Linked DNA regions of Homo sapiens: all the other regions are linked to region 3. A link is a loop called in an ENCODE intact Hi-C map of the cell type or tissue named here. Cell type or tissue: heart left ventricle. All regions are shown on one strand.

Region 1 (8,000 bases), 430 kb before region 3:
GTTGTATCAGGAGAAGAGAAACAAGTTGTTCACAGAACAAAACAAAAAGCCTACATAAACAAACTGCGCTTACTAAGTGGATATCATAAAATACATGATTTGTTAACCTAGGCACAAATCCCCCTTTCCAAACTTGGATTCTGCCATTGTCCTATACATTTATTGTCACTCACATGTCATATTTTCCCCAAATACCAATTTTCAATCGGAGTTCCCCAATTATAAACACATTTCTCTCTGCTTGGAATGACTTTCTCCTTTGTGGCCTGATATCCAGGGATTAATTCAAATGTCTGTTTCTCACGTTTGGGCAGAATCGGTTTTTCTATTCCTTGTAATCCCCTAGAACAGAGGTTGACAAACTACAGTCCTGTGGGTCAAATCCAGCTGACCACCTGTTTTTATAAAGTTTTATTGGAACACAGCCACCTCATTCATTTACATATTATTTGTGGTTGCTTTCTTGCTAGTATGTAGAGTTAAGCGGTTGCATCAGGGACTTCTTGGCCCACAAAGCCTAAATATTAATTATGTGGCACTTGACAGAAGAAAACTGCTGACACCTGCTGTATTAGTCCGTTCTGGCATTGCTATAAAGAAATACCTGAGACTGGTAATTTATAAAGAAAAGAGGTTTAGCAGGGACATGGATGAAGCTGGAAACCATCATCCTTAGCAAACTAACAAAGGAACAGAAAGCCAAACACCGCACGTTCTCACTCATAAGTGGGAGTTGAACAATGAGAACACATGGACACAGGGAGGGGAACATCACATACTGGGGTCTATTGGGGTGGGTGAGGGAAAAGGGAGGGAGAGCATTAGGACAAATACCTAAGGCATGCAGGGCTTAACCTAGATGATGGGGTTGACAAGTGCAGCAAACCACCATGGCACATGTATACCTATGTAACAAACCTGTATGTTCAGCACATGTATCCCAGAACTTAATGTAAAATAAAAAAATAAAGACGAGAGGTTTAATTGGCTTACAGCTCCACAGGCTGTACAGGAAGCATGATGCTGGCATCTGTTCAGCTTCTGGGGAAGCCTTAGGAAACTTACAATCATGGTGGAAGGCAAAGGAGGAGCAGGCAGGTCACATGGCCGGAGCAGCAACAATGGAAGTAGGAGGGAGGTGACATACACTCTTTAATGACCGCATCTCAAGAGAACTTACTATCACAAGGACAGCAGCAAAGGGATAGTGCTAAACCATTCATGAGAAATCCAGTCACCTCCCACCAGGTCCCACCTCCAACACTGGGGACTACGTTTCAACATGAGATCTGGGCAGGAACACACATCCAAATGATATCACCTGCCCTAACACATTGCATATGTACAATAGGGCCCTTGTCATCCTGGATGGAGATTGTTTGCTAACTTACAAGTTCACCCCCACCCCCACCCCCAACAGTGATAGTCTTTCCATGTACAGACCAGGAAGAACAAGGTGTCTGAAAGTTTCAAGTTTTAGCTCTGCCACTTATGAGCTGTGTGGCCTTGAAAAAACTATGTAATCTGTCTGAGATGCTGGTTTCTCACTTGCAAAATAGGGATAATAATAACCGCAAAGGTTTACTGAGAGGATTAAATGAGATATACCAAAAGTGCTTCCAATACTGTCTGGAACAACAACAAAAAAATGTTAGTGATAAGTAATCTTTTTATCCCACATACCATGGAAGTAGCCCACACTAGTAGAGTGCCTGAAATCTAGTGTCTTCTCCATAAAGTTTCCTGCATTTGTTGGCAGAGTGAATGAAAAAAGATATAAATATTCCTGGAAGATTAAAATAATGGAAAATATCCAAAGTCATAGACTGATTCCATGCACAAAGCAGAAGCTTGACTCAACATAAAGGAGGTACAATAAAGCAAAGACGTAAAAATCTTCATAGAAGCATGTCTTACTCCATTTGCATTGCTATAAAGAAGTACCTGAGGCGGGGTAATTTATAAAGGAAAGAGGTTTATTTGGCTCATGCTTCTTCAAGCTGTGCAAGCATGGTGCCAGCATCTGCTTGGCTTCTGGTGAGGGTTCAGGAAGCTTAGTGGTAGATGAAGGGGGAGCAGGCATGTCACATGGCAAGAGTGGGAGCAAGAGAGAAGCCAGACTCTTCTAAAGCACCAGTTATTGTGTGAACTAACAGAGTAAAAATTCGCTCATTACCATGAGGAGGGCATCAAGCCATTCATGAGGAATCCACCCCCATGACCCAAACACCTCCCACTAGCCCCACTTCCGACATTGGCGGTCCCATTTCGATATGAGATTTGGAGGGGACACATAACCAAATCATTTCAAAGGAGAAAAACTGGAAAGCTTTGTTAAAGAATATAAATCCTCCTTGAGTTACATGGTTAGTTTGTGTAAGACGGAAATCACAGAAATGTAGTAGGAAAGTCTACCCTCCACCCCGCTCTGCTATTCTGTTGAGTTTGAAAGAAGGAAGACAAGACACCAATGTAATTCTCACCTGCAGTTCATGCTAAGTGAGGAGACTCCCTAAATCCTTATGTACCATGACTTTTTTTTTTTGAGATGGAGTCTCGCTCTGTCGCCCAGGCTGGAGTGCAGTGGCGCAATCTCGGCTCACTGCAACCTTTGCCTCCTAGGTTCAAGCAATTCTCCTGCCTCAGCCTCCCTAGTAGCTGGGACTACAGGCGTGTGCCACCATGCCCAGCTAATTTTTGCATTTTTAGTAGAGATGGGGTTTCACCATGTTGGCCAGGATGGTCTCGATCTCTTGACCTCGTGATCTGCCCACCCCAGCCTCCCCCATGACTATTGAATTAACCAAATACATGTTATACAAGAAATACCCACAACTTGGCCCCCAAATGGGACTAGATACTCCTCCAGCTTGTGCTACACCCAGGGCCTCACCTGCCCATCTCTTTCCTAAGTCTATGGGTCCTATGCTCTTAATTCTGTAGCCTCTCTGCAGAACCCCAAGCCGGAGCACTGTAGCTGTGTCACTGGTAAGGGGGAACTGTGCTCATTTGCCATGATTAGAAGATCTTTGAAGGTCTTTGGTAGTTTTCATCAAGGCATAAAAAGCAATTATTGCAATTAATGCAATTTACCATGTGTTACTCTTCCAGAAAAGCTATTTCAGGGTAGGTCTGCCATCTGTCCCTTTCAGAGCGATAAGCCTTATCATTTAACACTGTCCAGAGTCTCAGGGTTTGCATGTAAAACCTCAGGGAGTATCCTCAGAGAAACCCACTCCAGCATTTCCTGTGGGGCTCTTCCAGGTATCAGGTTCATAGACAATCTTCACTTCCAACAACAGAAAAGCGTTTGTGTCTGGGTAGGAAGAAGAAAGAACGCGGTCTCTAAATGGATATTCAGACATTCGTTTCTGCAGAGGGAGCCCTCAACCAGCAGAGGGAGCTTACTTTTTGCCATCAACAACCCTTTCCCTTAACACAACACTGATGCTTGAAGATGTTGTCTACCAACATTGCTTCTGACAACCAGGAAATACAGAGGAAACACCATAACTGGCATATGTTGTTGCACGAGCCAAGGGGAATAGAAGAGTTCTTGCCAAAGAGATCCAAGCTAAACAGGAAGGAAAGGAGACAAAATCACGACTCATAGTTTATATTGGGTGATTTTTCAAACATAAAAAATAATGGACATTTAAGACCAAAGTCCAACTATCACAGATCAAGTAAAAATCCACCTGCTATTTTTATTCTTTTGGAAAAAAAAAAAAAACCAACCAAATACTTGATTCCTGTCTTTGTCTTTTTTAGATGGATGATGTGGGGTTCTTGGGAAATATGAAGTGGTATAAACCATTTTAAAAAGCATAGTGCCAGCCAAATGGCTGGAAAACTCGTACTTTGCTTCTCACCAATCTCCCTCATTCCTCTCTAAAAAATCTGGCTGCAGGGCTGCTAAGTGTATCGTGAAAAGAGAAACAGGGCAGGCTTTCCCCCGTGAAAATAAGATTCACGAAGGCACTGAGAAGCAAACCAGCTTTTCTCCTCATTCACACATTTGGTAGAAGCTGCCATTTTCCAAGTTTGGCACCTTTTTCCTTTCCAATAACCAAGAAGATTTTATGTATAAAATATTTATGTATCTATCAAGTACTGCCTCTATGCTTTTTAATGACTAAATGTTTCTATAATTCTTAAAATCCTAATGCTTTGGTTTGTACACTGTCTTTTTTTTTTTTTTTTTTTTTTTACTGTCAGCCATGTAGCCCTTGGGTTTATGAAAAGTTGCTGCAAAATAAATTTGGCTCTTTGAGATGATATTTGGAACCCTCTGCACTTGTTTATCAGGAGACAGGCTGTTCCCTCCTTGCCTACCTTCCAATGAGCCCAAGGGACTGGGGCAACGGTGTTTGCCTGAGGTGTAACGACAGCTTGTCCTTCTTCAGTGGAAAGAGCAGGGGTGGGGCAGAGAGTTATGTTGATTGTTCCTGAAAACTTTCCATTTTTCTTCCAATAGTGAGCTAATGCAGAGCTCTCATTTACTTTTTAGATTTTTTTTTTTTCCAAAAGATACTTCTGTACTAAAGGCTTTTATTTATGTGGTAAGGGAACTAGAGATGTCAGTTTCATTGTCAGTTTCTTAAAAAGACGGTTTTCTTCACAATGTTTGAACAGCGTGTCCACTGTAACATTTTATATTTGCTATCAGGCATTTGTTGACAAGATAGATATTTAAAAATTACTACCAGGGTTGGGTGTGGTGGCTCATGCCTGTAATCCCAGCACTTTCCGAGGCCAAGGCGAGTGGATCACCTGAGGCCAGGAGTTCAAGACCAGCCTGGCCAATGTGGTGAAACCCCGTCTCTACTAAAAATAAAATTTAAAAAAAATTAGCCGAGTGTGGTGGTGGGCACCTGTAATCCCAGCTACTCGGGAGGCTGAGGTGGAAGAATCGCTTGAACCTGGGAGGTGGAGGTTGCAGTGAGCTGAGATCACGCCACTGCACTCCAGCCTGAAGGACAGAGTGAGACTCTGTCTAAAAAAAATTACTACCAAGATGTTGCATTGAAGTTATTGGAATATTTGAAGCTTTCAAATTTTAAGGTATTGAATACTTGAAGTTTTCAAACAAGATTCAGTTTTGCATATCTGATGTGCAAATGAAATATAAATTGCAAAGTAGACTAAAGTTAATAGATATGAAAAATAACCAATGAAGAGATCATTATTGTTGTTACAACAATGACCCACCTCCCTGCTTTTGTTTTCTTCACACCCTTCTGCCACTTCAGACTGATGAGCTTTGAAGAACACAGGTGATAACTGAGATTCACGTAAACAGAGTACGAAAGCAAGGCACCCCACATGTGCCTATCATGGTCGCAGACAACTCAACCGTTCCTTCTGCAAGAGCAGCCACTGACTGGACCAGTGGCTTATCGGGGGCCCCACAGACAGCCCCAGAGCCACTGGGCACAACCCACAGAGTCCCACAAAGTGCCCTAGACAGCCTGGCCATAAACCTGTCCAATGACCTGACATGGCCTCAAACAAAGCACTCTTCCCAAAGTCGCTGTGGTAATGAACTAAACAAAGGAAATGAATTCTCTCTGGAATCGAAGAATACATAAAGGCAGGGTCAGTTAGGACCTACAGGAGAACTGAGAATCAGCGAAACAAGAAGCCATACTTAAGAGAGAACATACAGACCAGATGAGAAAGCCAGCAGAAAGTCTATCTTTGAACACGCCTCACTTCCTAATGGTTGTTGCTCTAGCCCACGTGTGTTTTTATGCTCTATGCCACTTGGCTTAAGTTGCTCGAGGGAGGCTGTGTTCCTTCTTTCCAAATAATCCTAGCACCACAGGTGAGGACTACTGTAAATAACTCAATTTACTCCCTGGAACAGCGAGTGCTGTTATTCTTAAATATCTCATAAACGTGCCTTTAAACCTGTTGTATTAGTTCGTTTTCACACTGCTATCAACATACTACCCGAGGCTGGGTAATTTATAAAGGAAAGAGGTTGAATTTACTCACAGTTCCACATGGCTGGGGAGGCCTCAGGAAGCTTACAATCATGACGGACTGGGAAACAGACACCTTCTTCACAAGGTGGCAGAAGAAAAAAAGGAAACCTATGGAAACTGCCATTTATAAAACCATCAGATCTCGTGAGAACTCTCTCACTATAACGAGAACAGCAGAGGTGAAACCGCCCCCACGCTCCAATCACCTCAACACCTGGGGATTACAATTTGAGATGACATTTCAGTGGGGACACAAAGCCAAACCATATCACCTGTACAGAATAAAGACCACTTTTTATTTTCATTTAGTACTCTGTAGACTCGACTTCTGGTAATAGGGTATTTTTTGCTACACCAAGGCTATACAGATGATTAAACAGTTCTCTGAAGAATACAGTTACCTGGTGCATACCCACCTAGAGAACCAGGTGCCCCTAGAGACTTCTCTAGTGAGAATGGTGAGAAAAAATATGATATTTGTTTGCTTGCAGCTGTTTTTTTTACTTAGGTGATTTCAAAAATAAATTTGGAGGCCAGATGCAGTGGTTAACACCTGTAATTCCAGCGCTTTGGGAGGCTAGCTGGGAGGATCTCTTGAGGCCAGGAGTTCAAGACCATCCTAGGAAACATACCAATACCTTGTGTCTACTAAAAATTCTTTTTAAAAAATTAGCTGGGCATGGTAGCACGTACCTGTAATCCCATCACTCAGTAGGCTGAGGCAGGGGGATCACTTGAGCCCAGGAGACCAAGGCTGCAGTGAGCTGTGATTGTACCACTGCACTCCCGCCTTGGCGACACAGTGAGGCCCTGTTTTGAACTCCTGACCTGAAGCGATCCTCCCACCTTGGCCTCTCAAAATGCTGGGATTACAGGTGTGAGCCAGCATGCTAGGCCCTCAGTAGGTTTTCTTATAGCAGGTCTTCACAGCTGTTATGAGTTTACCAGGGCTGCCATAACAAAGTACCACAGACTGGGGGGCTTAAGCAACAAAAATGTATTGTCTCATGGTTCTAGAGGCTGAAACCCATAATTCAAGGTGTTGGCAGGGCTGATTTCTTCCAAAGGCAGTGAGGGAAATACCTGTTCAGGGTCTCTCTGTAGGGCTTGTGTACGTCCGTCTTCGGGTTTATTCAGTATCTTCCCTGTATATGCCTGTGTTCCTATTTCTCTCTTTTATAAAGACACCAATCATATTGGATTACAGCCCACCCCACTCCAGTGTGACCTCATCTTAATTATATCTCCAATGACCCTATTTCCAAATAACTTCACATATTCTGAGATACTGTGGGTTAGGACTTCAGTATAGGAATTTTTGGGGGGGGGGGTGGGGAATAGAATCCAGCCCCTAACAACAGCTTTTGTGAAGCTGGGTCTTCCAAAATTGTACATCAGACAAAGTCAGTTCCATTCTCCACCTACACTAAGATCCCTTCAATGAAAGAGTGAACCCTAATGTAAATTATAGAGTTTATAATAATGTGTCAGTGTTGATTCCCCAATTGTAATAAATATGCCCACTAACGCAAAGATTAACATCTTTAGTAATAGGGGAAACTGAGGCAGAGGAAGAGGGGAGAAGATACCTGGGACCTCTGTACTCTCTGCTCTATTTTTCTGGAAAGCTCAAACTGCTCTTAACAATAGTCTATTAATTTTTTTTTTTTTTTTGAGACGGAGTCTCTCTGTGTCACCCAGGCTGGAGTGCAGTGGTGTCATCTTGGCTCACTGCAGCCTCTGCCTCTTGGGTTCAAGTGATTCTCCTGCCTCAGCCTCCTGAGAAGCTGGGATTAAAGGTGCACAACACCAAGTCTGGCTAATTTTTGTATTTTTAGTAGAGATGGGGTTTCACCATGTGGCCATGCTGTCTGGAACTCCTGACCTCAGGCAATCCGCCCGCCTCAGCCTCCCCAAGTACTGGGGTTAGAGGCGTGAGCCACTGTGCCCAGCCCATTTTTTAAAAGGGAAAAATCCTATGTTTTCCTTTTTTTAAAATGGAAAAAAAGA
Region 2 (8,000 bases), 660 kb before region 3:
AATTTTGTGACCCATGTGTGTTGAGGATTAGACATTCGTCATTTTGTGCAAGAAATAACCAAGGATATCTTTTTGCTCTGTGCAAACATTGAGGAGCCGACATTTATGTAAAACTTTTCAAAAGTGTGGGTCTCTGAATGTAATTGTTTAGTTTTATACTTTTAACTGCCATGTAAAACCTTTTCCTGAGGTATTGGCAGTTTTGCCTACAATTTCAGGTCTTCACTGTGACCATATCTCATCATTTAATGCATCGGAAATGGCCAGGCAGGTAGTAAACCTAAGTTTTATGGCAAAATGTGGGTTTTTTTTTTTTAATATACACTATTTCCTATTAGTTACAGCTTATGTATGAATTTAGAATTATAACAAACAAGAAATACTAAGATACCTTCTTTGGTGGTTTCAATAATTTATTTATCAAAGATAATATTCTAAGTACATAGAATTTAATACTTTTAAATTTTATGCAGATGTATACATTGATTATCTACCATAAGTCATATTATAAACAAATTAAGCAGCATATTTCACATGAAAATACTGCATTCTTAAAATTTGTAGATCCAATTATAATGAAGAAAATTTAGCAGTTTTTAAAAAGCATAATACATTGAAACCTTTTTATGCAGACATAATAGATTGCTGGGATGATTGAGAAGAATTAACTGTCTGAATTCCTGAGGACGACCTTCACCACTCTTCTCAGACCTTGCTGTTCTTAAGTCTGTAGTTATTCCCTCCTTCATAGATTATTTGTCATGCTTTATGCAAAAGTTCTTGTGCATGGCTTGTATGAAATTAAACCATGAGGGGGGAATATGTAAAATAAATGGTCTCTGTGTCATGAATTTATCTTGTGACAATATCAAAACAACTTGCTGTTCGCATTTTAACAGAGTGTAAATGTGTTTATAATACAGAGGCTTTGATCAATAACTTATTTTTTTAAATTACTGCACATTTATCAGTTTGCTTCTCTGCCATCATTAAAAGATGAGAGTTAAAAAAATATGCATAGTATCTTTGAGTCTAACAGCTATTAATTAAACAATATCTATCTGATGGTACCGGTAGTCAGGTTACCATAAAAAAGCACTGGCAGTTGGGCATGTGTTGCGATTTTTTGGCTGTAGTGAGTGAGCACCTGAGATCATGCTATGGGAGGGTCTGTTGACCCAGGAACCCAGAACCAGTGCAGCCAAGGCCAGCGAATGAAGTCGAAGACGTGTCCTGCCGGTGGCATCTAATCTGTCCTCAGCTTGTAGACTGTGGCCACCCCCCACCCCCATTCCTTTTGTTGTCAGCCCCACCAACCAAAATGTACCTGTTCTAGAATCCTTTTTCTAGAGGTCCTGTTTTGTGCTAAGCGGAAGCCAGCTAACGTGCTAATTCCTCCACAATATATTTTTAAATGGAACCACCCCAATCGTGAGAACTTCAGAACGGTGGCAGGCTGTGGAGAAAATAAGACGGGGGAGTGTAAGCCTGTCACTTTCCAACTCATAATTAGCCCATGTGCGGGGCTGATCCTGAAAAAGGTTTCTATTGCTATTGATGATAGAATGTCTATCAAACAGAATTGATTTAATAGCAAAATATTATACGTACATTTTCAGTTGATGCCCTCTCTCCTATATCACTTGATGTGTGTGTACATGTGAGTATGTGTGCAGAATGATAGAGGAGATACACTAAGAGGTGCAATACTTAGGTACATACATTCTTGTAGAGCATCTCTTCTCTTTTTTTATGTTTTTATTTTTTAGAGATAGTGTTTTTATCACCCAGGTTGGAGTACAGTGGCACAATCCTAGCTCACTGTAACCTGAAACTCCTGGGCTCAAGCAAGCCTCCTAGATAGATGTGCACCACCACGCCTGGCTAATTTGCCCAGGCTGGACTCAAACTCCTGGGCTCAAGTGGTCCTCCTGCCTTGGCCTCCAAAAGTACCAGAAATACAGGCCACTGTGAGCCCCTGTGCCCAGCCTTCTTAACTTTTCTTAAGTCACTGATCTTTTTAAATAATAGAGTGAAAACTACAACCCTGATCTGTAGAGAAGTGCACGTGATGGTTGTAATTCCAGCAGAGGCTTGTGGATCCCATTGTGTTCATCCATGAATTCTTTAGAGGTCCATGCAGCTCAGATTTAGAAACTCCAGAATCGGATGAAGATAACACTAGTATGTTTGCATGCAGTGTGGACATAGGGATGCTATTTTTTTGTTTGTTTGTTTGAGACAGGATCTCACTCTGTCACCCAGGTTGGAATGCGGTGGCGTGATTTCGGCTCACTGCAACCTCCATCTCCCGAGTTCAAGCGATTCTTCTGCCTCAGCCTCCCTAGTAGCTGGGACTACAGGTGTGCACTGCCATGCCCAGCTAGTTTTTGTTTTTAGTAGAGACGGGTTTCACCATGTTGGCCAGGCTGGTCTTGAACTCCTGGCCTCAAGCAATCTGCTTGCCTCGGCCTAGTGATGCTATTTCTTAAAGGAGATGCTCCTTGGAGATTTGTATAAAACTTTAGATGATTTTTAATGCATCACAGAACTCATTCTTGATGACTTTTTAAAAAATATTGATAAGTGCCATCTTATTAATCTGCTTAAATTTACATTTTGTTAAATAAGAATTTGCAATCCTGTAGCTCCCAGGGTTGAACAGAACGTGTGTGGGCATATGGGCATATGCAGTTTTTTTTTTTTTTAACGGAATACCTTTCCCATTTCCATTTTTCTTTCTGTTCATCAGTCAGCCTCATAGACCAAAACCACTCAGATACAATTGATAACCAGTAACAAACTCATTGACCTTGCGTTTTGCTGTTTTCAGTCTGAACCCTCTTTTGTCTAATTTTTTGCTGGTTCTTTAGCTTTTTTCCCCTGCCTATCTATTCTTTGTTCTAGTCACCTGATTTTTTTAAAAAAACTGATGTTCCTACCCCTTTCTCTGAATTTGGCTTATCCTTCAGAAAGTTGAGATGAATGCTCATCTTTCTCTGTGAAGCCCTCCTTTTCATCCAACTGAACCAGCACTGTGTGGAAAGAAATACAAGGCACCCCACAGCCTGTGGGACCATCAAGAACAACACCTATATAATAACTTCAGCAGGAAGTGAAAGAGAAAAGAGTGAATTTGTTGAACCCCCACTCTGTATTACGTGGAGGAGGCAGGTGTAAAGTGATTAAGTGACCAGAATGAGGAGGCGACAGAGCTTTCTGTACAGCTTCCAAGTGGCTGCTCCGCCGTGTCCCCTGCTGCCTCTGCAAGTGATCTGTGTGTGCACTTGACGTCCCGTTAGGTCAGTGTAGGAGCTCCATGGACGAAGCGTTCCTGTGGCTCTGGATCCTTACTCCTTCCAGTCGAAGAACGGGAGAATTCCTAAGGTTAAAAGCCATAGTTGGGTTATTTCGAAGGGAATGATCAAAGCTCCCATGTGGATTTGGTGGATTTTCCTAGCCCTGGGCCTCTTCCTTTTCCTCCCCTTCCTGCCCTCCTCATGCAGTGACCCTAAACATAAGGTCTGGTAGGAAGAGAAGCAGTCCACTTGTGGCCTCTTGATGGATTTGATGGATTAATTCCTTTTCTTTTTTTTTTTCTTTTTTTTTGAGACAGGGTCTCAAGTTGTTGCCCAGGTTGGAGTGCAGTGATGCAATCTCAGCTCACTGCAGCCTTAACCTCCAGGCTCAAGTGATCTTCCCACCTCAGCCTCCGGAGTAGCTAGGACTGCAGGCATGCACCACCATGCAAAGCTAATTTTTTTGTAGAGGTGGGGTTTCGCCCTGTTGCCCAGGCTGGTCTGAAACTCCTGGGCTCCAGCAATCCACCCACCTCGGCCTCTCAAAGTGCTGGGATTACAGGTGTGAGCCACTGCTCCCAGCCTAGATTAATTCTTAATTGTGAAAGAAGACAGAAACTAATGACAAAACGTGCTTTTTCTGTGTGCATGTAAAAGAGTGCAAGATAGAATGTGACTTGCTGACTATCTACCTTGTAATGTTAATAATCGAGGCTTATGTGTAGATATACATCCATATATATTATACATAGTAAAGGCATGTACTCATATAAAAGAGCCTAGATCAGTCCTTTTATAACACTGAGACTGCTTTTTTCCATTGATGGATTGAAGTTTTTTTTTCTTGTTTTTTTTTTTTTTTTTTTTCATATTCTACTCCTCTCTCTTTCCAGTGTTTTGGAATTTTCTAGGCATTTTTCCTACCCTTCCTTTTCTTACCCTTCGCTGGATGTCACTTCCTCCCCAGGCCACTGAATGCCATTTCCTTTCCTCTCAGTGCTGCCTCTCCCTCCCAGCTCCCCAATTAAAGCTCTTTATTGATGTATGGCTTTGCTGGAGGGGTCGCACATCAGAATTGTAGTGCAATTTAGAAGTGGTGTTCCTGCAAGATTTCAGAGTTCATACGTCCTCCTGAAGATGCTTTGGGAGTTAACACAAGATTCAGGCATTAACTAATTTTTATATCCTCAGAGGAGAAGAAATCCATACTTGTCAGCTTTTTAGGAAATTTGTTTGGTTATGCATACATACTTTTTATAGCTCAGGAACATACATTTTTGCATGTTTGGCTTTATCCTCTAAAATCGACCTTATCACTTGCTTATGCCTTTTTTCCTCTAATTTTCACGTAATTGATTTTTCACATTGCTGGTGAAAGAGTAGGGCCATTGTTTTGCGGTGAGTTAAGCCAGGGGATATTTTTGTTTACTAAAATGACTTAGGCTATAGAATCCTGAGGCAGCTCATGATAGCATAGAGTGAGCGTGTGCTTTTGGGGCACAGGTCCCCAGTAATACTTGTTGTTTATTAACCAAAAGTACATTACCATTGTTATTTATAAAGCTAATAATTGGAGGATGTTGGCCTTTCTTGGCGTAGATGCTTAGATACTTTGCTATTTTATGTTTACCTTGAGGAACATGTAGAACCTTTTAAATGAGAATTTGCTTTACTGTTTCATAAACTTTATGTTTTTAAATAACCTGGAACTACCGTAATTCACTGCTTTAATAGCTGCTTTGGGGTAAATCCCATAAAATCTGTGAAGACAGTTATCATTAGTATACTTTTGAACATCAGAGTCTTGTGGTAATATGTAATTAGTTCATTATTGTCCACCTTGTGTTTTTGGCCAGAAAACAAAGGTAATTAATCACTATAACTACAAATGACCTTTTTTTTTGGCATATAAAGTGCTGAAGAATGTAATTATTCCTACGCGAGAGTGAGAAGATTCTTCTTTATGTATAATCATTAAAATGACATTGAGAACTATGATTTGCTGAAAGAATCGGCATGTATGTAATTAGTCTAGACACCACCTCTGTGCTATGAATGGACTCATGTTCTCCAGTTATTACAGCTAGAGATTAAAAAGGCTGTGCTTTTACTTTGACCATGGATGCCCCATGTCATATTTCATCTAGTTTCTGCTAATTTGATTTTTTCCTCCCTTACTTCATTCAGGCCAAAGGGGGACACTTGTTTTTCACTATCATATTCATCAAATGCTGGGGCAAGGAAATGTTTGCTTTCACCATTTTCTCATAAATGGTCCATCCCTCCCCTCCCGTATATATAATGAAGAGCCTCACTCATTTTCACCTATTCTCATGTTTTTAGTAATTTTTCTAGTGACTTGGTTGTAGTAATGTAACATACTAAGTTATCTAAATAACAAGCTAATTTTAATATCCTCTGCCATCCTCTGTCCTTCTATGCTTTATAAAAAAAGCTGCAGAAATATATGACATTGTGAACATCTGCCCAGGCATTTTCATTTGTTATGACAACAGACAAAAACTTCCTTTTTTTTTTTTTTTTTTTTTTTAAATAGCAATATGTCAGGTTTTTAGAAGCAATACTACTCAGTTTCATTTTGCTGTGACTCATTCTATGTAGTTTCTTTGGGGACTCTTTGGCCCAAGGATTGGTGGCACTTTTGCTTCCTGGAAATGGGCACGAGACAGTAGCGTTGCCTCCATTGCAGCACAAGGGCGGACATGCCGCGATGCCACCTGCTGTCCTGGCCCTGGCTGTGAGCAGTTGCCTCCCACGAAGTACCTGCCTTAAGTCCTCCTCTTCATCCCCTTGCTGTAATTCACAATCCATCACTGGAGGCAGAGGTTGAGCTATCAGTTCACTTGTTTCAAAGAGGCTGGGTCCCCTGGCTTTCATGCCCTGGGCCAGCCCTAGCTCAGGAATCACCAGCTCTGAAAACATCCTTTGGTGCTTCTGCAAAAACAGTTGGGTGTAGTGCAGCCCCCAACTCCCCAGAAGTTTGGTGGAGATGGTGGGTGGAGGTCACCTCCAGATTTCATGCCTGTGCTGCGGAGGGAAAGCGCCATGTGTTTGGAGCAGCTTCTGGCTTCCTGGCAGCCGTGGGTGTGTGTTAGCATGGTGCAGGGTCTAGTGCTGCCCTTCTGGAGCTGAAGAGGACCTGGCTGTCGGTGGTAACCATATGGCTCTAAAGACCAAAGTGTGACCCCCTGACCCTCCCGTGGGCTGCACCCAGGCAGAGCTCCTGTCCTTATGTTTTTTGCGTGGTGCCTGCTGCTCCCAGAGTCTGTCGCTCCTTACGGCTTTGATTTTTTTTTGCCTCAAGGGCCCCAAGATGCTTTTGCTCAAAAAGCCCCCAAATCAGCTGCACCCAAGCCGATCTGTCTGTACCGTCACTACCACCCAGCATCCTGCCATTAGGGTTCAGTGTTTTGAAGCCAAGCAGTAGAGCAGGTGACATCTCTTTGTATGACTACCCTTGGTCATGATGAATTTGCCACTGAGTGACTTAATTCAGTGTGCTAGGGAATTCAAGGCTTTTCTCCTCTGGAAAGTTGTCCGTCTTAAGCAACAGTGATCTTACCATAAAATGCTGTATGGGGAAGCAGAAGTTGACTAGAAAGGGTTTGATTGTAGCATCCACGTTGAACGTGTTAAGCTACCTAGAGTATCATTTGTTTCACGTGTCATCAGTTCCCCAGGCTCAAGAGGCATCTTTATTTGGATCAGATTGATTATTATACTCATCGCATTATCGCATGGGGTAAGGGACATATGTGTTGGATTGATAATCGTGATGCTGCCAATGAATTAAAAGTTTTCTGAGCCAAAAGAGGGTTCCCAGACCAGCAACATCGGCATCCCCTGGGAAGTTGTTGGAAATTCAGAGTCTCAGGCTTTACCCTAAACCTGCTAAATCAGAAACTCCGGGATACCCCTCCATCTGTGTTTTAGCAAGCCATCTGGTGATTCTGACGTCTCTGTGGTTTGAGACCCACTGCCATCGGGTAGGGCTGTGTAATAAAACATTTTGCGGTGATGGAAACGGTCAGTATCCCTGCCATGCAGTAGTGGAGCCACTGGTCACCACATGTGGCTGTCAAGCTCTTGAAATGGGGCTGCTGTGACCAACAATAGCATTCATCATTTTATTTAATTTTGATTAATCTAGATTTAAATTCAAACAGCTGCATATAACTAGTGGCTGTCCAACAGAAAGCCCAGCCCAGAACATACCCTGCTAATTATTATTGTATAAACTCCTAAAATGCTTTGAGTTGTTGGTTGTGGAATTATTAATTTTAGATCATAGAACAGAATCTTCCTTACTCTATTCAACAGAATTGAAACTGCGATTGTTACAACAGGTGATTTTGATTCTTCCTATGGAGGGGAGACAGTTTGTGGGCTGCTGACCAGTTGGGGGAAGCCTATTCTTGAGCTGATTGATTGTTGATTTTGTGAATGTGCATCAGTGGTGCAGTACCGGCTGGCACATGCCTGTTGCAGGTATTACCGATGGCCGTAGATACATGTCCTTTTAGGAGTAAAGCTGTTGCTCAGGAAGGGGCTGTGTCAGTATTTCACGCAGATGGACTTTGGTTTCTCCAGCCTGTCCAGCAAAGTGGAGGTGCTTCTGGCCAAAGAGAAGTTAATGAACCCTTCAGGCACTTTGGGCTGCTTGTGGAACCTTCCAGAAAC
Region 3 (8,000 bases):
AGTAAGTATTTTCCAGTGGTAATGAAGAAAAGGGGTGAAAAAGCCTGGAAGGATCCCAGAGACAGGGAGCTGTCTCTGGTGCTGGGCTTTTGAGCCTTTTCTATGATAGTATTTATGTGAGAGGGGTGTACCCACTTAAAACAATCCAGAGTGAGCTAGCACAGCATAACTGCAATAAAGATAAGTATGACTTTATATTACTGATGTCTACTCTCTGTCACTGGTTTAGACAGAGCTTTCTCCAACAATTGTCTTTATTCTTTTTTGTCTTATCCCCCATCTATTTAAAAAAAGAACTCAGCACTATTATTCCAATTACTGGTGCCCTTGTATACTAAGAATAACCTTGACCCAGTCATCATGGTTCTTAACTTTACCTTATGAGTTTTCTGGCCCTGAGCTCGAATGATGAGACTGAGGGTTCTCCAGCCACTCTGTGGAATCAGGCATTACTGTGGCTGCAGCAGATAAGGATGGACAGAGCTAACAATGGCCTTGAATCTGTTTCCAGTTCCTCAGCGTGGTCATCCTGATATGTAGAACCCTGGCTAGGAATGCTAGAAGGCTGGCCAAAGTGCCATGTACCCTAAGTAAAGTTGACCCTAATATTCTGCTTGTTAATGTAACTGTATTTTTGAAGACAGAATTACTTATCCAAATAAACAGGAATAAGTAGTCACCAAAGACTAACTGAAGTGCTGATTATAGAATGAGAGAGTGAGTTCCCCGAATGTCTCCTGAGTCTAATGTTGAGGGCACAGTGTCATGAAGGTGCTGACACACATCTGTCATCAACAATATGAAGGATGAGAAAAATGGAGAGAAAGTGTCAAGAAGTAAAATAAGCAAGTAGAATTTAAATAGAGACTGAACATAACAAAGCAAATGGGAAAACAAAGAGAAAATGCTTTCCCTCTGCTCAGAAATGCAGTGTCTGTATGAAAGATCTGGTCTTCATTTAGTAATTTTTCAACGTTGACAACCAAACTGGATAATTGAGGCCCAAAATAGAAAAACACACACCCTTGATTGTAATTAGCCAGTTTTCTCCTGAATTATGTAGGTCTTTATCTTCCCTCTCTACTCAATCTTGCATAGCATGTCTTAACAGAGAACAAGCAAGAGGGACAGATCAGCCCTTCTGTGGGGATGTCTTGGCTACATAGTGGACAGACAATGGCAAAAAGAAAGAGAGAAGAAGAGGAAATGGTGCAGCAAAGTTTTGCAATGAAAATACACACCAATGCACAACTCATTTCATATTCTCAGTAGAGAAAACATGGGGAATTTACTTGTGGGTGTTTTTTTTTCAATGGGACACCAGTCAGGAAGAAAAATGATGCTGAACTTGCCTGAAAAGTTCATACACATGTTAACTAAAATTGAACGAAGACTGTAAACAGAGGAAAAATAAAATTTCTTAGTAAGGTCTGAGAGCAAATTCTTAGACTAACCGTGACTGGAAATGGGCATCCACAATACTCAAGGGGCAGGCAGAACTTCTCTGAGCTCAGTGTGAGGGAAAGGTGAGAGGAAAGGTAGAGCACCTGATCTCTTATTAATGACAGGTCTGTGTGCGAGATAGAGTTTTTGTAAACTTTTCACAGACGATAGGAAAATGTTTGCAAACATCAGAGAAGACCAAGGAAATGTCATTATCTATTATCTAATTATCAAAGACTGTGCATTTTAAATTTTGGCAAAATGGATGTTTCCTCTCTTGCCCATCCCCATAAGGACCCTAGAAACCCGCAAACGTCATCTAAGAGTAAATAGATGGAAAGAATCGTGGGACAGTGGAGTCATAGGATTGGAAGACTTGTAATTATCTGCAATGTTCGCTGATATGCAGCAGCTGTATTTGATACACACAGGCACACTTAAGATAATAAAACAACAGTAGCCATGGTCCATCCATGCAAAATTGTCTGTTTATTCTTTGTTGAGACTTTCCTTGTGCATAACATTTTCACTGACTTTTTTTTTTGAGCCTCTGAGAAGAATCAAATTATGCTTATTAAAAATATGTATATTTCTGGAGGGATATGCGTTCCTATAACCTTCATTACGATGCTCTTAATTAACCAATATGCCTCATAATAAAGTATCTAGCTGTCACCAAAATCAACACTTTTCAGTTATTAATAGATTAAGGAAAGAATGTTAATTTCTTCAAGCTCCATTTCATTTGGTCTCATTACTTCAGGAGCCAGATGGTTCCAGGGCTGGACCTGTCAACAGTTACTGTGAGGACAAATACATTCAGAAACACCAAAATGAAGTATGAATAACAGCTGAAAAATGAATTTGAAGATAACAATGCAAAAAGCAGGATGGAAAGTTATTCTGCCGAGAAATAGAGAAAATTATGAATCAGGCACGTTTTAATTGATATTTTTCCATGAATACCCTCTCTTTTCCTCCCCTCTTCCCATTAAATTTTGTGCCGCCCCCCCCCCCCCCCGCCACAAACCAAATAACAACTGTGCAGGGCTCCAGCTGTGTTGCAGAGCAGCTCTGCATTTTCCAAGTGTCTGACAATTTCTCTTGTCCCTCACGCTGCCAGAATCTGACAGTTCTCCTACATTGTTGGTTGATTGATGATGTCAACTTGGAGGAGACAGTACCACCAGCAGCCAGTTTTTTCCAAGATATTTTTCTTCTTTGATTTTCAAAATTCCTTCTGAATGAATGTTTCAAAAGGAAGTCACCCTGAAGGGCACCTCCAACCTGGCTCCTTGAGTTACCCTGTGGCTGGCTGTGTTTTGAGAAACGTAAAACTGAGTGTGTTTCTCTTAAGTATTGGGTGAAATAACCGCTGAGTTTCCTGACGACTTTCAGATTCCATCATTCTGTAATTCATCCAAGTGATGGTCAATATCTAAAACGAAGAAACAAGAGGCTGGAATCATAGACCATATTTTTGGTGAATTTCTGTGCTTCCAAGTAAGTCATTCGCTCTGGATACACCACAGTTTCTGTTATCTGCCAAATAGGGTCAATAGTCTCTGCTTGTAAAATATTTTGTGATGCTCAAGGGTGAAGTGTTACGCAACTTGCCATTTCTATGTCACAGTAGTTCATGTGGGACCGCTTTGTATTTCTAGTCCTTCTTCGCCACAGATGTGTCTCAATACCTGCCCTCTAGTGGGCCTGAAGCAATTTGCAACCTACTTCTATTTTAAGGGGAGACTTAAATTGCACAGATTTGCTGATGTTTGGTTATTAGCACCTAGATGCCTAGCAACTGGAAATTAAAGCCTTTCTGAACTTGAAGGAATCTTAGAAATTCCTTGTCCAAACCCTGCACTTTACAAATGAGAAACTGAGAAACCACAAGAGTTTAAAAGACATGCATAAGGTCATACATATTGTCTGTGATGGTTAATTTTAAGTGTCTCCTTGACTGGATTAAGGGATGCCCAGATAGCTGGTGAGGCATTATTTCTGGGTGTGTCTGAAAGAGCGTTTCTGGAAGAGATAAGCTTTGGATTAGTGGACTGAGTAAGGAAAACCCACCCTCACCAATGTGGGCAGGCAGCATCTAATCCATTGAGGGCCCAGAGAGAACAAAAAGGCAGACAAAAGGCAAATTAACTCTCTCTCTCCTGGAGCTGAGACAATCTTCTTCTCTGGTACTTGGACATTAGAAATCCAGATTCTCTCGACTTTGGATTGTGGGGTTTGCACCAGTATCCCTCTGGGTTCGCACCAGTATCCCCCTGGGTTCTCAGGCCTTTAGCCTTGGTTTGAGAGTTGTACTATTAGCTTCTCTGGTTCTGGCCGTTGTAATTTATCTGAGCCATGCTACTGGCTTCTGTGGGTCTTCAGGTTAAAGCTGGCCTATCTTGGGGCTTCTCAGCCTCCATTATCACATGAGTCAATTTCCCTAATATGTCCCTTCTCATATCTCTATCTATACCCATACCTATACTTATGTCTGTCTGTCTGCCTGCCTGTCTACCTATCTATCCTATTGGTTATGTCTCTCTGGAGAATCCTGACTAATATATTATATAACCAACTCCAGGTTAGAAAAGTAGAGAAACAGAACAGAATGCAGAGCTGCCCCCAGACCATGAATCTTGTTTATTAAATAAAAAAGCTCTTTCTCTTTTTAAGTCCTAAAATTCATTCACTTATCTAAGCATGCATTTATTATTTACTGAGAATCTACTATGTTCTAGATTTTGTTACAGACATCAGGAGTAACTTTTGAGCAAATACATCCTTCAGCAATTATTTTCAACAGTCTCTTCTAATTCTGTAGAAAATTAACTTTCCCTCAAACAATTGTTTCATTCTTAACAATGAAAAAGTTCTTAAAAATCAAAAGTATGTTGTTTTTAGGATACTTTTTCTTCTTCTAGGGTGAAAAATCTGAATATGCAATTCTTTCATCCAGGCTAGCGATCCGAATTTTAAAAAGGGAAGAGTCCAGTTTAACTAAGGAAAAGTGGGTTTGAGGAGGAAAATTTACTGTCCGTGTGTTCCTTCATTCTTGTATCTGAGTTGCATGAGTGTCTTCAGTTAGTTCTGCTTGTAAGTTACTCCATGCTTAGCTGAGGATGGTGCCCATGCTAGCCAATGCCCTCCTGCCTTTTACAGTAATAACCTGGTGGAATCATGTTATTGCATTTTCTCTCCTTGTCCCCAAACTGATTAGAAGAATCAGTCTTCTGAGGAAATATAGAAGTGTGGACAAAGGACATTTGGTTCTAAATGAGTGATGGGTACAATTTTTGTAGAAGAACGACTTTTGGAAAAATAAAGCAGTTCAAGAGACACACTTATTTTTTTCTCAAATTTCAAAATGATAATAGGTTTATTGAGTACCGTGGAAAAGCAATGTATATTTTATTCCACCTAAAGTTACCTACTCAGCTGAGAAGAAGAATGCCAGTTTGAAACTTAACACTGAATTCTAGGCACTAAAGGTAACCAAATAGTCAACCATTGTGGCAACAGAAGGTCCTCTTGCTATTCTTCCATCCGGGCTGCCTCTATTTACCTGGGCCTTGAGTAGCTCATTGCTGGCATAGATTGAGAATACCACCAGTAGTTTGACTTGTCTGGGTAAACAAGGAAGACTCATAGGTCAGGCCCTGGAAGTGTATTTGTATTTCTAATACAAATACCAAATACAAGTTTTGTATTTGCACGAGGAGCTGAGTAGCCTCTTGGGAAAGATCCCATGTTGAGGGAAGAGAGAGACTTGCATATTAAGTTTGGCTAATAAGGTGTCTCAGCCATTGGAGAGCAGGGTAAATTTTAATACAAGATGTTGTTTGTTGCTTATATTTTCCCAAGCCAATTGACCTTGAGACCTAGAAAGGGGTGAACCATTTGAGTAAACTGAATAAGCTATTTTCTTGCAAGCTCGCGAGAGTCACTGGAAACCAAAAGGATTTTAGACTACAACAAAAGTGAGGCATTCTTTCCCCCTGGGCATTGGGTATTTGACCACCTTGGATTCCAGCACAGTATTCTCACCACTGACTCCAGTTGCATTCAGAGCTGAGAGCTGCATCCTTTTGGGCAGTATCTGTGTCACTCAGCTTCAGCAGCAGCCAGAGGCAGTGCCAGCCAAGCTTGAGGATGCTGGACACTGGAACAAGGGGTGACATTGGGTTGGGCTTATCTTGACAGGGACCTCCAGCAAGAGCAAGGACAAGGGCTCAGCTCCAAGAGCACTAAAGAACTCAGAGCAGGAGGGAAGGAGAGAGGGAGATGCCTGTTGCTAGCTGAAAGGATTTGTCTGTGAGTACATATAACAGACCCTCAGGGGCTCCTAGAAATAGTTGGAAGGAGGAAGAGACCTTGAAGGAAATGAAAGGAGCTCCAGAGGTTTCACAGTTGGAGGAATAAACCCTGGGAATTACTGTTAAGTGGCCCCCTTTTACTTTTAGAATGATGTGAATTGAGATTTTTTTAAAAAGCCTTAGAAAGGCAGTAGCGTAGTCCTTTGAAGAAAACAAAAGGGAACCACGTCTTCTGTATTTAACCTTTGCTTTGCCACTACCAGATACCAAAAAGATGACTCCAATTTTTTGTAGTCCACCATATTGGAATTGGGCATTCAGGTCTGTTTTGGAACTATTCTTAAAAGTCCCATAGTTGTAGTTATATTTTGTTTACTCTCCAAGAGGGCCTTCATGTTCCCCTCAGCTTTATCAAATTTTAGACAGATTTCTATCTGACTATAGACCTCTGACCTTACTTTCCTTAGAGCATTTACTTTAGAAAACTTGGAATTGTAAATTCTTTCTCTGCCCCTCTGAGATGTAAGTCTTCTCCCAAAGTCCTGCCAGTTTTATAACTCAGGAATATCTTTCTCAAGGACCTAGGAGACATGCCTTTGAATGGTAATCATCACGAAAGATAGTGTCCTTGTCTCTCAGTCTCTGTGAGAGGGTAGGAGCCTAACTTCCATAGCACCAATTAGCAAACAGAAGAAGTCTAATCACATTGACTAACTTCCTCTTTAATGTCCTCTAGTACTTTTCCTCTAGCTCATCCCAACACAGTGCTCCCATCTTGTTTGAGCAGAGTTGAGTTTAATCTATCTCCCATATTGTAATAGTCTTGAATAACGTTTTTCTTGCCTGTTTAATTCTGATCAGTATAATTTTTCCTTGATACTACCAATAGACTGGATACTTTTCCTTGTTACTTAGACTAATCCTGGCTGGACAGAAGGATTTTTACCTGATTGTATTTTATGTATTTATTTTCTTCTCCTCCTTCTTTTTCGTTCTTTCTTCTTTGAGATGGGGTCTTGCTATGCTGCCCAGGCTGGTCTCAAACTCCTGACCTAAAGCGATCCTCCCACCTAGACCTCTAAAACTGCTAGGATTACAGGCATGAGCCTCGTGCCCAGCCTTGATTTTAGGTTCCCTTACTCTCTCCTGACCCCGATATAAATGAGCTTTCACTTAGTTCCTGAGCTCTGACCCAACCCTTGCTCCCCTTGACATGTCCCAGTTATTATAATTGGACTTAGCCTTGATCTGTCTTTCCCAATTTTCTTTATGAGAAGCTGCCTGGTTCTTGTCTTATGTCCTGGCTGGTACCCTTTCTTGATGGGTAGACATTCTACATTGTACTTCGCCAACCTGTTTATACCTCCGAACTCATTATCAGCTTGGATTCCATAGTGTCAATTGCTTGCCTGGACTGAAAGTGAACATGATGAGAAGATGCCTTGGAAAAAGCACTCAGATTCCCAGATTGCATGGCCCTTGGGTATTTGTATCTGGATCACTTCTCTCCTATGTCCCCATCTTGGCTCAATGAATAAGTTTCATTTCAGGTCCTTGCTCCTGCCCACCTGACTTATATTATTGTAATCTCATTAAGCTCTTTTATTGACCTCTGAAGTCTTTTGAGAGGAACATTTAGTGGCCTCTGTGTCAGATTTTAAAAGAAATATTATAGGCATTATTTATTGTAAGGCTTTTAACATCCTATGAAGTGGAGACTTTGCAACCCTCATTTTATAAATTAGATAACTGTAGCCCAGGGAAATTATGTCACTTGTCCAAAGACACAAGGCAGCTGTGTGCTTTTAGATCTTGTACTCTTTCTTCTGTACCATGCCGAGGGTCAATGGTATTAATGAAATACCTTCATAAAGCTTTCAGGGAACAATGTAAAATTTAATTCGACAATTTGGTAATGTAACATTTAGCTGAAATTTGATATGATTATGAAGTATTATGGTAAGCCACACCAAAATATTTTGGGAACCATTAAAAACTGGTTTTGGTGAGTCTTTTAGGAAATATTTTCAAAATTTGTACTTGTGCTTTTTTATGTGTACATGATTTTTGTTTCAATTAGAGGTATTTTTCTTTAGCATCTGCTTCTCTCACCCCATAACATGTATTCTCCTACACAGTTTACTCATTCTGCGTTATGCCTTCCCTTTAAATATTCTTGTTTTCTAAGGATCTATTTTCTAGAACGCTACTGTCATATCAATCCTATTTTAAAACACC

Evidence for each region. Hi-C counts contacts between places; a loop is a spot of excess contacts. Peaks named below come from ENCODE experiments on the same cell type or tissue, not always from the same donor. Only the 100,000 strongest peaks of a DNase experiment are listed, where the experiment ranks them.
Region 1: it touches region 3 in a loop (5-fold over the local background); 7 of 110 quality-filtered maps call a loop at or near these places.
Region 2: it touches region 3 in a loop (6-fold over the local background); 35 of 110 quality-filtered maps call a loop at or near these places.

The regions. Positions count from the first base shown.
Region 1 is chr10:16,540,733-16,548,732 of GRCh38, reverse strand. No RefSeq gene overlaps it. Among named protein-coding and RNA genes, the nearest start is that of C1QL3, 23 kb to the right of the region's middle. In heart left ventricle, a CTCF peak has its summit at 3,383 (motif pointing right); no DNase peak of the experiment used is centred here; H3K27me3 peaks cover 843 bases.
Region 2 is chr10:16,768,808-16,776,807 of GRCh38, reverse strand. The region is part of intron 3 of RSU1 (Ras suppressor protein 1); the gene reads left to right. Among named protein-coding and RNA genes, the nearest start is that of RSU1, 45 kb to the left of the region's middle. In heart left ventricle, no CTCF peak of the experiment used is centred here; no DNase peak of the experiment used is centred here.
Region 3 is chr10:16,111,714-16,119,713 of GRCh38, reverse strand. No RefSeq gene overlaps it. Among named protein-coding and RNA genes, the nearest start is that of LINC02654, 160 kb to the left of the region's middle. In heart left ventricle, a CTCF peak has its summit at 3,144 (motif pointing left); no DNase peak of the experiment used is centred here; H3K27ac peaks cover 308 bases.